2 separate regions of the Mus musculus genome follow, and region 1 is linked to region 2. The links are chromatin loops, found by intact Hi-C in ENCODE. Cell type or tissue: gastrocnemius. All regions are shown on one strand. Region 1 has its middle 47 kb from the start of 4930539M17Rik. Region 2 has its middle 14 kb from the start of 4930539M17Rik.

The links. Peaks named below come from ENCODE experiments on the same cell type or tissue, not always from the same donor. Only the 100,000 strongest peaks of a DNase experiment are listed, where the experiment ranks them.
Region 1: a loop joins it to region 2, with 12 times the contacts of the local background. A loop is called at or near these places in 2 of 42 quality-filtered maps.

The regions. Positions count from the first base shown.
Region 1 is chr3:9,106,051-9,111,050 of GRCm38, forward strand. No RefSeq gene overlaps it. Among named protein-coding and RNA genes, the nearest start is that of 4930539M17Rik, 47 kb to the left of the region's middle. In gastrocnemius, no CTCF peak of the experiment used is centred here; a DNase peak (open chromatin) is centred at 2,182.
Region 2 is chr3:9,045,608-9,050,607 of GRCm38, forward strand. No RefSeq gene overlaps it. Among named protein-coding and RNA genes, the nearest start is that of 4930539M17Rik, 14 kb to the right of the region's middle. In gastrocnemius, no CTCF peak of the experiment used is centred here; a DNase peak (open chromatin) is centred at 3,022.

The sequences.
Region 1 (5,000 bases), 60 kb after region 2:
TGCTTGCCTGTCCGACCTTGAACTGTTATAATTGTTCCTAATTGGCTTCTCTATCTCCAGGTAACTGCTCGTGTCACAAATCCTGCCTCAAGTTTGGCCACGCAGGTCTGTCACGCAGGCCCGTGTCTCTGTCTCTTGTCTCCCCAGTCCATGCTTCAGGAGCATTTGATAACATAGATCTTTGCATTGAGGGCACCTTCGTATGAGATGCCTCTGTTTCGGAGCCAGACCATCCACAGTCATTCACAGACCACAGTCATTCATTGTTAGTCAGCTGTCTTTGCAGTACCGGGAGGGAGCTGGAAGACATGCAAGACAAGTGCCATCTTTGAGTTGCCTACATCCCTAGACCCTAAAGGTTTTTGTGGTTTGGTATTGGTCTAGAAGATTGGCAGGGTTTCCTGTGTAGTTTACTGTATAGTAGAAAATAACATACTCTCTGGGGAAGGAGAGTGGATAATGGCAAAGGGACTTTTTTGTTTTTTGAGGCTCATAGAGCCCTGTCTATCATCAAATTTTTAAATGTAGCTGAGGCTAGCCTTAAACTAGTGATCCTTCTGACTCTGTCTCTTGGGTTCTGTGATGACAGGTATACTACCATGCCTGGCTAGTACTCACTCTCGGTGTATCTATCTGTGTGTACACATACACCTGAGTGTGCATATGTGTTTTGAATTTTTGAGACAGGGTATTATTACTATTACTATGTAGTTCTGGAGGCCTGGATTTCCTGAGTAGCCTAACATCCTCCTCCTTCCTCCACACCCCATAGACTGAGTTATAGGTATGCATCTTTATGCCAATTTTGTGTGTCTGTGCTTTTTGTTCTATGGCTCCAGTTGGCCTGGAACTTTGGATTCTCCTGCCCTCGCCTCCTGACAGCTAGATTTACAGGTGTCAATCACCAAGCTCAGTTTTTGTTTTCATTTGTTTTGTTATAAGCATGCAAAGCCCTGGACTTCGCTCCCCACCTCCTGCTGTCCCCCCACCTCCTGCTGTCCCCTCACCTCCTGCTGGTCTACCCCCCCCAATCCCGGTTTCCCCTGTGTCTTTCCAGGTCACAGAGAGTCCATTACACTCTTTCCCCCTCCTTTCCTCACTTAAGGCTTCTTTTTTTCCTCTCTTGGTCCTTTCTAGTTTCATGACCAATGCCCACACCCCCTCCACACACATGTACACGATATATAGGAATTAAAACCTAGGGTCTGTCTGAAAACATGTGGCATTTGTCTGGATTACTTTGTTTAGCATAATAATTTCTAGTCCCATTCATTTTCCTGCAAATGCCTCGATCACAGTTTTCTTCATGCCACAAACAGTGTAGTGTTTGTGTGTACCCGCTGTATGTGTGGCTGTGTGTGCTTGGATGTGCTCACCTGTGCTCGTTCGTGCATGTGGAAGCTTGAGACCAACTTCTGGTGTCTTCCTCTACTATGCTCTTCCTTATTTTGGGGGGGGGGGCAGGGTCTCTCACTGAACCTGGAATTTGCCCCTTCTGGGTGACAGCAAACAGGAGTCTCTACCTCCCTGGAGACGGGGTCACGGTGTGCTCGAGCATGCCTTGATTTTCTGTGGGTTCTGGGGACTCAAACATAGGCGTTCACAGTGCTTCCCATGTAGACCTTCCCCAGCCCGCGTGTAGTACTTCTTGAGGGACAGTTAAAATGATCTCCACCTCACTGCCACACCCTGGGTAATTCCTGAATCCCCTGGGGCCTCCTGACCCGGCTTTCTCTAGCGTTTATAATTTTTGGTTTTATTTCTAATAACTCAATGTGATTTGACGGCATAAGATGACATCACAGCCATGCCTCCGTCTGCACAGACCGCGAAGGCTCTTCCTGAAGTGCCTCACACCGGAGCAATGCTCTGCCAGGGAAAAGGCGGCTAAACTCCCTGCTGTGAGTTGGAATTTCATTTCATTAACATGGTTGTCTTCTAGTATTAGCTAAGTCTTTAGAAAACAGTCAAGGGAAGAGAATTTGTGTCTCTTTGAATGTGCTTTGTTAGAACTATAAAAGACAAATTGAATATCAGAGGAACCTGTATTGCATTTGTGGGTCTCAGTTATTTGCAACCTAAATGCATAGTGCGCAGGCCTACACCAAACTCTGTGAATGAAACGGTGGATCTCTGGACTACACCTCAGATTAACTGAGTTCTGGCATGGCGCCCAAAGGCTCTGCGTTTTTAGCGCCATTTGTTCCTTTGAGACCATGCTTCACAGTATACCCCTGGATGGCCTGGAATTCTCTTCAAAGTCCCGTTCAGGCTAGTTTCCAAGTTGCCGCAATCCTCTGACCTCACTTCCTTGAGTTGCAAACACAGTTCTCATGTCTGGCAGTTGTTGTTAGCAATCCTGACCATGAAGAAAATTCTCCATGTCTTCAAAGTCACCATTTCCACCTCCCTGGCGACAGACTCTGCGAGAGTCACTATACCATGTTTATGTGAGAACTGGGGTAAGGGGCACAGCTTAGTGAACACCAGGCAACACTCTACCAATCGAGTGACAGCCTTGGCCTCTCTTAATCTTCCCTTCTTCATTTCTTTTCCCTCTTCCTCCCTCTCTCCTCCCCCTCCCCCTCCCTCTAAGATTCAAGTGGGCTTTGAACTTGCGACGTAGCTGAGGATGACCTTAAACTTCCGATCCTCCTGGCTCTGTCCCCCTCATGTCTGTGCCCCTTCACTAAGTTTTATGCTTTTCTGTTTTTGAGACAGGTTCTCACAGCTGGCCTGGAACTGGTGGGTATTCTCCTGCCTCTGCTGCCAAAGCAGTGCTATTCCATGTGTGAGCTGCCATGCCTGGGTCACCTTTATGTTCAAAGTAATCCAGAAGAAATGCAGTACAAACATAAAGGTGACATTACTTTGTTTCCTCAGAGCAGATTCTAGCTGACATTCAAAAGTCCTGAGAGGTACTGGAAGCCTCTAAGGAAGAATAGAACTTGAGTCCGTGGAAACATCGGTGCAGTCAGCCACTCAGATGCTAGGCCCACAGCCTCACTGTGAACAGGAAGGGCTCCTAAGCTGGATCCTGCACATTCCTAAATCCCAGTGCCTTGCTGTCCTAGCCAAACACTTATTTATAAAATCATGCTATCGACACATGGAAGAAATCCACAAAAACATCCCAGAACAAAAATCCCAACCTGTGTGTGTGTGTGTGTGTGTGTGTGTGTGTGTGTGTGTGTTAGGGATTGATCCAGGGCCTTGTCCATTCACAAACAAGTGCTCCCCCTCAAATGACTATTGTTTAAGGAACTTAAATAATTTATTTCTTAGAAAAAATATTTAATGCTAGTACCACTTAATAAGCCCATGTTAGTGTAAAGAGGGCCCAGAAAGGTTAATTTCAAGGTTACTCAGTCAATAAAGACTCAGCCTGCCTATACTAAAACTCAATCTTTTCAGGATGCTTTGTTGTGCATCATATCCAAAGAGGAGGGAGATAAATTGCCTGCTGTCTTGGCTTTCAGTCACTGTATGATAATTTAAGGTGGGAACTGTGCTTAGGGCTTATGGGAGGAGGACTAAGCACCTCAAGGAAGGGAGACAAGCTCAGAGGCCATCGCTACTGCACAGGGCCCTGGAAACAAACGGGTTCAGTGACGGAAAGGAAGGTGACCTGTGCAGGAAATGGTGTGTGTTCTACCATGACTGAGTAGAGAGGCCACCACAGAGTCCTTCACTGGAGCCCGGGGAAAAGATCAGGGTGTTAGAATTCAGCAGGCCTTGGATGTTTGGCACCATGGGGCAGCAAAGAAGCCTTCTTGAAGATGTAAAGCCAAGTAGTGAAGGCCTCAGAGATGCTCTGGTCTCTGTGCGGACAGAGGTGAGGCCAAATGACTGGTCAAGAAGACACTGCCAGAAGCCAAGTGGGCCCAGAGAGCATCAATGACAGTCAGAAGGGAGAGGCCCTGGCAGGAAGGAGAGAGGAAGCAGGCCTCGGGGTTGGGGACAATCTAAAGTCGAAGAGTCTATTTCCTGCAGGCTGGGAAGCTCAAGGTCTGGGTTCTCATGGGGTCAGAATGTGTGGAGTTTCATGTGACAGGAGGTGAGAAGGCAGGGGAAACAGTTTCCAGGGAGAGTCTGTGAGGGCCTGGCCTTAGGGTCAGGCTTAGTGAGGTGTTGCCTGGGCTCTGACTCCCTCGGAGGCAGAGGCGTTCTGCCCCAGTGGTCTCCTGAGGAAGGTTAACTGCTCTGACACCACCGACAGAGAAGTGTGAATAAGGGGTTTGGACTTATCGCCACTAAGTAAGGAAAGTGGCTGCTAGCTGGCTGAGCAGCTAAAACGTTCCTGAATGGAGGTCAGTTTTCAAGAGCAGCGGTGAGGTCCTTCAGACTGGAGGCTGGAACCAGGATCCCTGTAGTCACAGCAGGTTTCCCCCGAATGTTGATCTTTTTCTTCTGGTTATATTTCAGATAGTTACCAGTGGCCAATGACTCAGTCTTTCTCATAATTACCACCAATGACTGACGAGTATCTCTTAGAGGTACGTGTCTCTCTCGCACAGGGGCTGTGAAAGGGAAGGGAATTTATGGCAACTGCAAGGTCCTCCAGGCTACACAACTATCAGGCTTTAAATTAATCTTCCCTTATATATCTATCTGTGGCTTGGAAAAATGATGAAGATAATTAAGTACCTTTTAAAGCGCTCAGCAGGGCCTTCCTTTGTGCCCTTTCTTTTCTCCACTATGTGAGGGTAGATGATATACACGCAGCCATTCCTAACCTTGGCTCCTGGACTTCTCTTTCCTCCAAGGTGTGAACGTATTTAGTGAAAGTTTCATCTCGGCTTTGTGAATAATTAATCCTCGTTTCTTCGTGGCAAATGTAGGAGTACAAAAACAGACCATAAAACACGCCCTCACTGAGCAGGCTGGGGCCACCGGAATGTGCTGAAGTCGCATTCCAGCCCCTTCCCGGCCGGGGTGCCAGAGGGGATTAACCTGACTATCTATCTCTGCTTCAGCTTTCAGAGAACTGGAGGGAGACA
Region 2 (5,000 bases):
AAGGATAGACCATCCAGAGACTACCCCACCTGAGGATTCATCTCATAAACAGCCACCAAACCCAGACACTATTGCATATGCCAGCAAGATTTTGCTGAAGGGACCCTGATATAGTGTCTTGTCTGTCAGTGCCTGGCAAATACAGAAGTGGATGCTCACAGTCATCTATAGGATGGAAAACGGGGCCCCTAATGGAGGAGCTAGAGAAAGTACCCAATGAACTGAAGGGGTCTGCAACCCTATAGGTGGAACAACAATATGAACTAATCAATATCCCCAGAGCTCATGTCTCTAGCTGCATATGTAGCAGAAGACAGCCTAGTCAGCCATCATTGGGAAGAGAGGCCCCTAGGTCTTGCAAACTTTATATGCCCCAGTACAGGGTAACGCCAGGGCCTGAAAGACCTCCGTGGGGATAACCCCACCCGAATCACGAGATAGCGCACACCCAAAGAATCACAAGAGACCATCTTGATGCAAACACACGAGGTAGTTCAATGACAGAGCTTGGGGCTGACATGTATCTTATGCAGGAGACAGAGGTGCGAACATGAGGCTCAAAAGTTAGGGATATAGGAAAAGAGTGGGGGTAGGGGAAGAATTGGCATGGCTTCACACAATTGGACAGTTTAAACATCAGCAAACTGTATATGCAGATTGAGGTAACAGCAGAGCATCTGGTTGACATTTAACCCATGTCAGAAGGGTGGGAGATAGGAAGGTGCCAGGCCAGTCTGGACATTCTTGTATGTCTTCTCTATCTTTATGGCTAGTTGGTTCCTGGGATGACTTAACAGCAACAGCCCTTGTTCTTTGTTCTAGGCCCAAAAAGCCCTCCTAACTAGCAAGCATGAGTCATGGACTTTGAATTTTAATTTTCTTTCAGGCCAAGAAGTGGGAGTGGGAGGGTAGGGGAGCAGGGCAGGGGGGAGGGTATAGGGAACTTTTGGGATAGCATTTGAAATGTAAATAAAAAAATTTAAGAAAACAAAAAAAAAAAGTTTAATATAGCACTCAATGCACTGAAATACTACTAAACATACTATTTTGAAAGCGTTAAGACATATTTCTCAAGTTTACATGTAAGAACTTTGCTCCCACAACCCAAACTCAACTATCCATTTCTCCTATCTTTCCTTCTTTCTTTCTTTATTCCTTTCTTTCTTTCTTTCTTTCTTTCTTTCTTTTCTTTTTTCTTTTATTTTTTTATTTTTTGAGACAGGGTTTTTCTGTGTAGCCCTGGCTGTCCTGGAACTCACTCTGTAGACCAGGCCGGCCTCAAACTCAGAAATCCACCTGCCTCTGCCTTCCAAGTGCTGGGATTAAAGGCGTGCACCACCACGCCCGGCTCTTTCTGTCTTTCTTTTTTTTCTTTTCTTTTTTTTTTTTTTTGAGACAGGGTTTCTCTGTGTAGCCCAGGCTGTCCTGGAACTCACTTTGTAGACCAGGCTGTCCTCAAACTCAGAAATATGCCTGCCTCTGCCTCTGTCTCCTGAGTGCTGGCATTAAAGGCATGCACCACCATGCCTGGCTCCTGTATCTTCCAATGTCTGCATCTGATTGACACTGATTTAGAAACCTTTTTAAAAGCTATTTCAAAAATCCTCTATGGTGGTAGGCATATGCATTTCTTCTCTTGAAAGGTTCTGGATTTCTTCTGGGGTTAGACCCTCAATAAGTCTCAAGGCCATCAACGATGCGTCCCTGAACTCATTGGTAATGTCTATCTACACTGGAGTAGCCTTCCATGTTTTCTGCTATGCTCTCAAGGTTAACACAGTCAACCAATTCCAGCTCTGGTAGACTTATTCTTAACAGTTTTGCTGATAGTAATGGAAAATAGATTCTTTTCTCCAGAGGACCTCTTAAAGCCTCTTCTAAGCCCCATCATACTTTGTTTTTAACAGCAGAAAACAAAGGCTTCCCTGTGGAGTTCTCCTCTGGTATGCTTCCTGCCTGGAGGCTAACACCATGCAGGAGAGCCTTCCTTTCAAGCCTGTCAGCCTCTCAAGGTTCTGGGCCTCAGAAATCAATCAACTTTGAATATCTGTGAACATCTATGGCAGCGAGTCGCACACGTGCTGCAGTAAGAATGTTGAGCACAAAGGACATTCTTCAGGATTTGGCTCTCTCCTTCCGTCAAGTGGTAGAATCACAAAATATTCTTCCTTTTTTGTTTGTACTTGAATATGTACTGTGTGTATGTGGATGCTTGTTGGCGCATGTGCATGATGTGTGCATGTGGTGGCCTCAGGTTGACACTCAGAAATGTTGCTCCATTACTCTACACTTTGGTCATTGGAGCAGGGTCTCCCAGTTGAACCCAGAGCTTACTGACAGGATACTCTAGCCCACAGCTAGGGAGGACCTCCCTGCCTCTGTCTGCCAAGCACTGGAATTACGGGTGCACACTACACCCCACCCACTCACGTTTATATGGATACTGGGGATACAAACTCTATTCTTCTCACTCAGTAAGGACTCTACCCTCTGAGCCATCTCCCCAACACTTGCAGACAACACACATATATTCAAATATGTTACAAGTTAAATAATGCCAACAATAAAACATTTTAATGAATTTTTCTAAGAGTATGAAACAGTCACTTTCACCTGCTTCTAAAGAAGCTACAGTAGCTGGGCATCACCAGTGGCACAAACCCCCTAGTCCCAGCAATGTGAAGGCAGAGGTGGGGGTGGGGCAGGGCGGGGTGGGGGCGGGGGCAGAAGCAGGTAGATATCTGTGAATTCAAGGCTATCCCGGGCTACATAGTGAGACTCTGTCTCAAAAAAAAAATTAAAAATAAATAATTTATGGCATTTCAGAAACCAAGCATATGCTTCTGAACTGTGCATTCAAAAGCAACCACAGTTGGTAAATATTTTGGGGGGCTTCTTGACCAAAATATAACAGGAAGCTCTGATTGTCTATTAATATGGTCACAGTTACTAGCTGGCAAGCCCAACCCGAACTGCCTAACAGCAGCAGAAGCAGGCTGTTTGAAGGCAGGGCAGCCTTCCACATGACTTACACGCTCTGTGATCCTAAGGAAACTAGTTAGGAGATGCTGCCAGCACACACTCTTCCCAGGGATGCACATCATCATTCGTCAATCATGGTTCTACACTGATGCACCCTGTTCAGAGCTGAGCCTGCCATGGGATGGTGGGTCGCCAGCAAACCTCGATGCTCGAAAAACCAAAAGAGGGGGGGGGGAGAGAGAGAGAGAGAGAGAGAGAGAGAGAGAGAAAGAGAGAGAGAGAGAGAGAGAGAGAGAGAGAGAGAGAGAGAGAGAGAGGGAAAGAGAGAGAGAGAGAGAGAGAGAGAGAGAGAGAGTTGAACGGGAGGGGAGCAGTGGCATCCTCCTGTGTTCTCTTCCTGCCCTGGCCTATGCCAAGAAAAACAGAGGACGTGGGAACTGACCACTGTGATCCACTAATACTAGCTCTGAGGCACTGTCCAGGGTGGAGAAGGCTAGAAGCTGGCCGTGACAGGCTGACAGAAGACGTGTCGCAGTGAAGCATCAGAAAATGAAGATTGACATGTCACTGTGAAGCAGACTCCCATTCTGGCTCCTCTCTAGTGGGCTCCATATAATCTGACATGAGGTCACAAGGAATGTGCCACACATCCCAAACTTGATCTCTCAAGGCCTTCACAGGATGCTTCCTGGAGGAGTGGCTGCCTCCAGGACAGGGACGGGACAAAAATACGATGAGCCAGGAGAGCAAAGAATGCAAACAATGAAGGGCCATCTAGAGAGGCATTTACCTTCATTAATAATCATTACAGAAAGAACTTCTGGGTAAACTCAGAGCACAGCAACACATATAAATAAATAAATAAACGAGGTAGTGTGTACCTGTTAGTAAGTCTTAAAGTATATTGCCTACAAACACACATTGCTTATTAACCAGTGAATACAAAGTACTCATTAATTAACTTCACAGTAAAGAAATTTAGCAAACAGCATTAGTGTAGCATGTTATAGGCCCTGCAGGGTCCAGTCCTCAGCACCACAAAGGAAAGATACAATTAGGACATAATTTAGAAGGTTGAGTGCCTAGCAGGGCAAGTTTGATCTGGTTCTCTAAGCTGCTCTCCACCCGCTTTGATTACCTATGCACTGCAATGGCGGAGTACAGAAGCTCTGCGGGTGCCTCGCAGACAGCCCAACTTCCTGAGGAGCCCATGTTGGGACCATCAGGAGAACTGTGCCTCTTATTCTAAATGCAACAGAAAATCTAAACCCATTAGTTTTATACTGTTTCTGTGTGTGTATGTGAGTGCATATATGCGTGAGTATGTGTGTGTGTGTGCCTGTGTGCCTGTGTGTGTCTGTGTGCCTGTGTGTGTGTGCCTGTGTGTGTGTGCCTGTGTGTGTGTGCCTGTGTGTGTGTGCCTGTGTGTGTCTGTGTGTGTGTGTGCCTGTGTGTGTGTGCCTGTGTGTGTCTGTGTGCCTGTGTGTGTGTGTGTGCCTGTGTCTGTCTGTGTGCCTGTGTGTGTGTGTGTGCCTGTGTGTGTGTGTGTGCCTGTGTGTGTGTGTGTGCCTGTGTCTGTCTGTGTGCCTGTGTGTGTGTGTGCCTGTGTGCCTGTGTGTGTGTGTGTGCCTGTGTGTGTGTGTGTGCCTGTGTCTGTCTGTGTGCCTGTGTGTGTGTGTGCCTGTGTGTGTGCCTGTGTGCCTGTGTGTGTGTGTGTGCCTGTGTGTGTGTGCCTGTGTGTGTGCCTGTGTGTGTGTGCCTGTGTGTGTGTGCCTGTGTGTGTGTGTGTGCCTGTGTGTGTGTGTTTTGGGGTAGCCCAGGCTAACATTGAACATGTCTGCTGTTGTGCCTCAGCAGCTGGAGTGCCAGAATTATATAGGCTCTTGTCCCCTTTCAGTCTGTTCTGCTTTTATATTGTTTTGGTTTTTTGAAAGTGTACTCCCTAGTTTTGTCAGCTTGACATGAACCTAGATATATCTGGGAAAAGGGAATCTCAATTGAGAGATTGCCTCTATAAG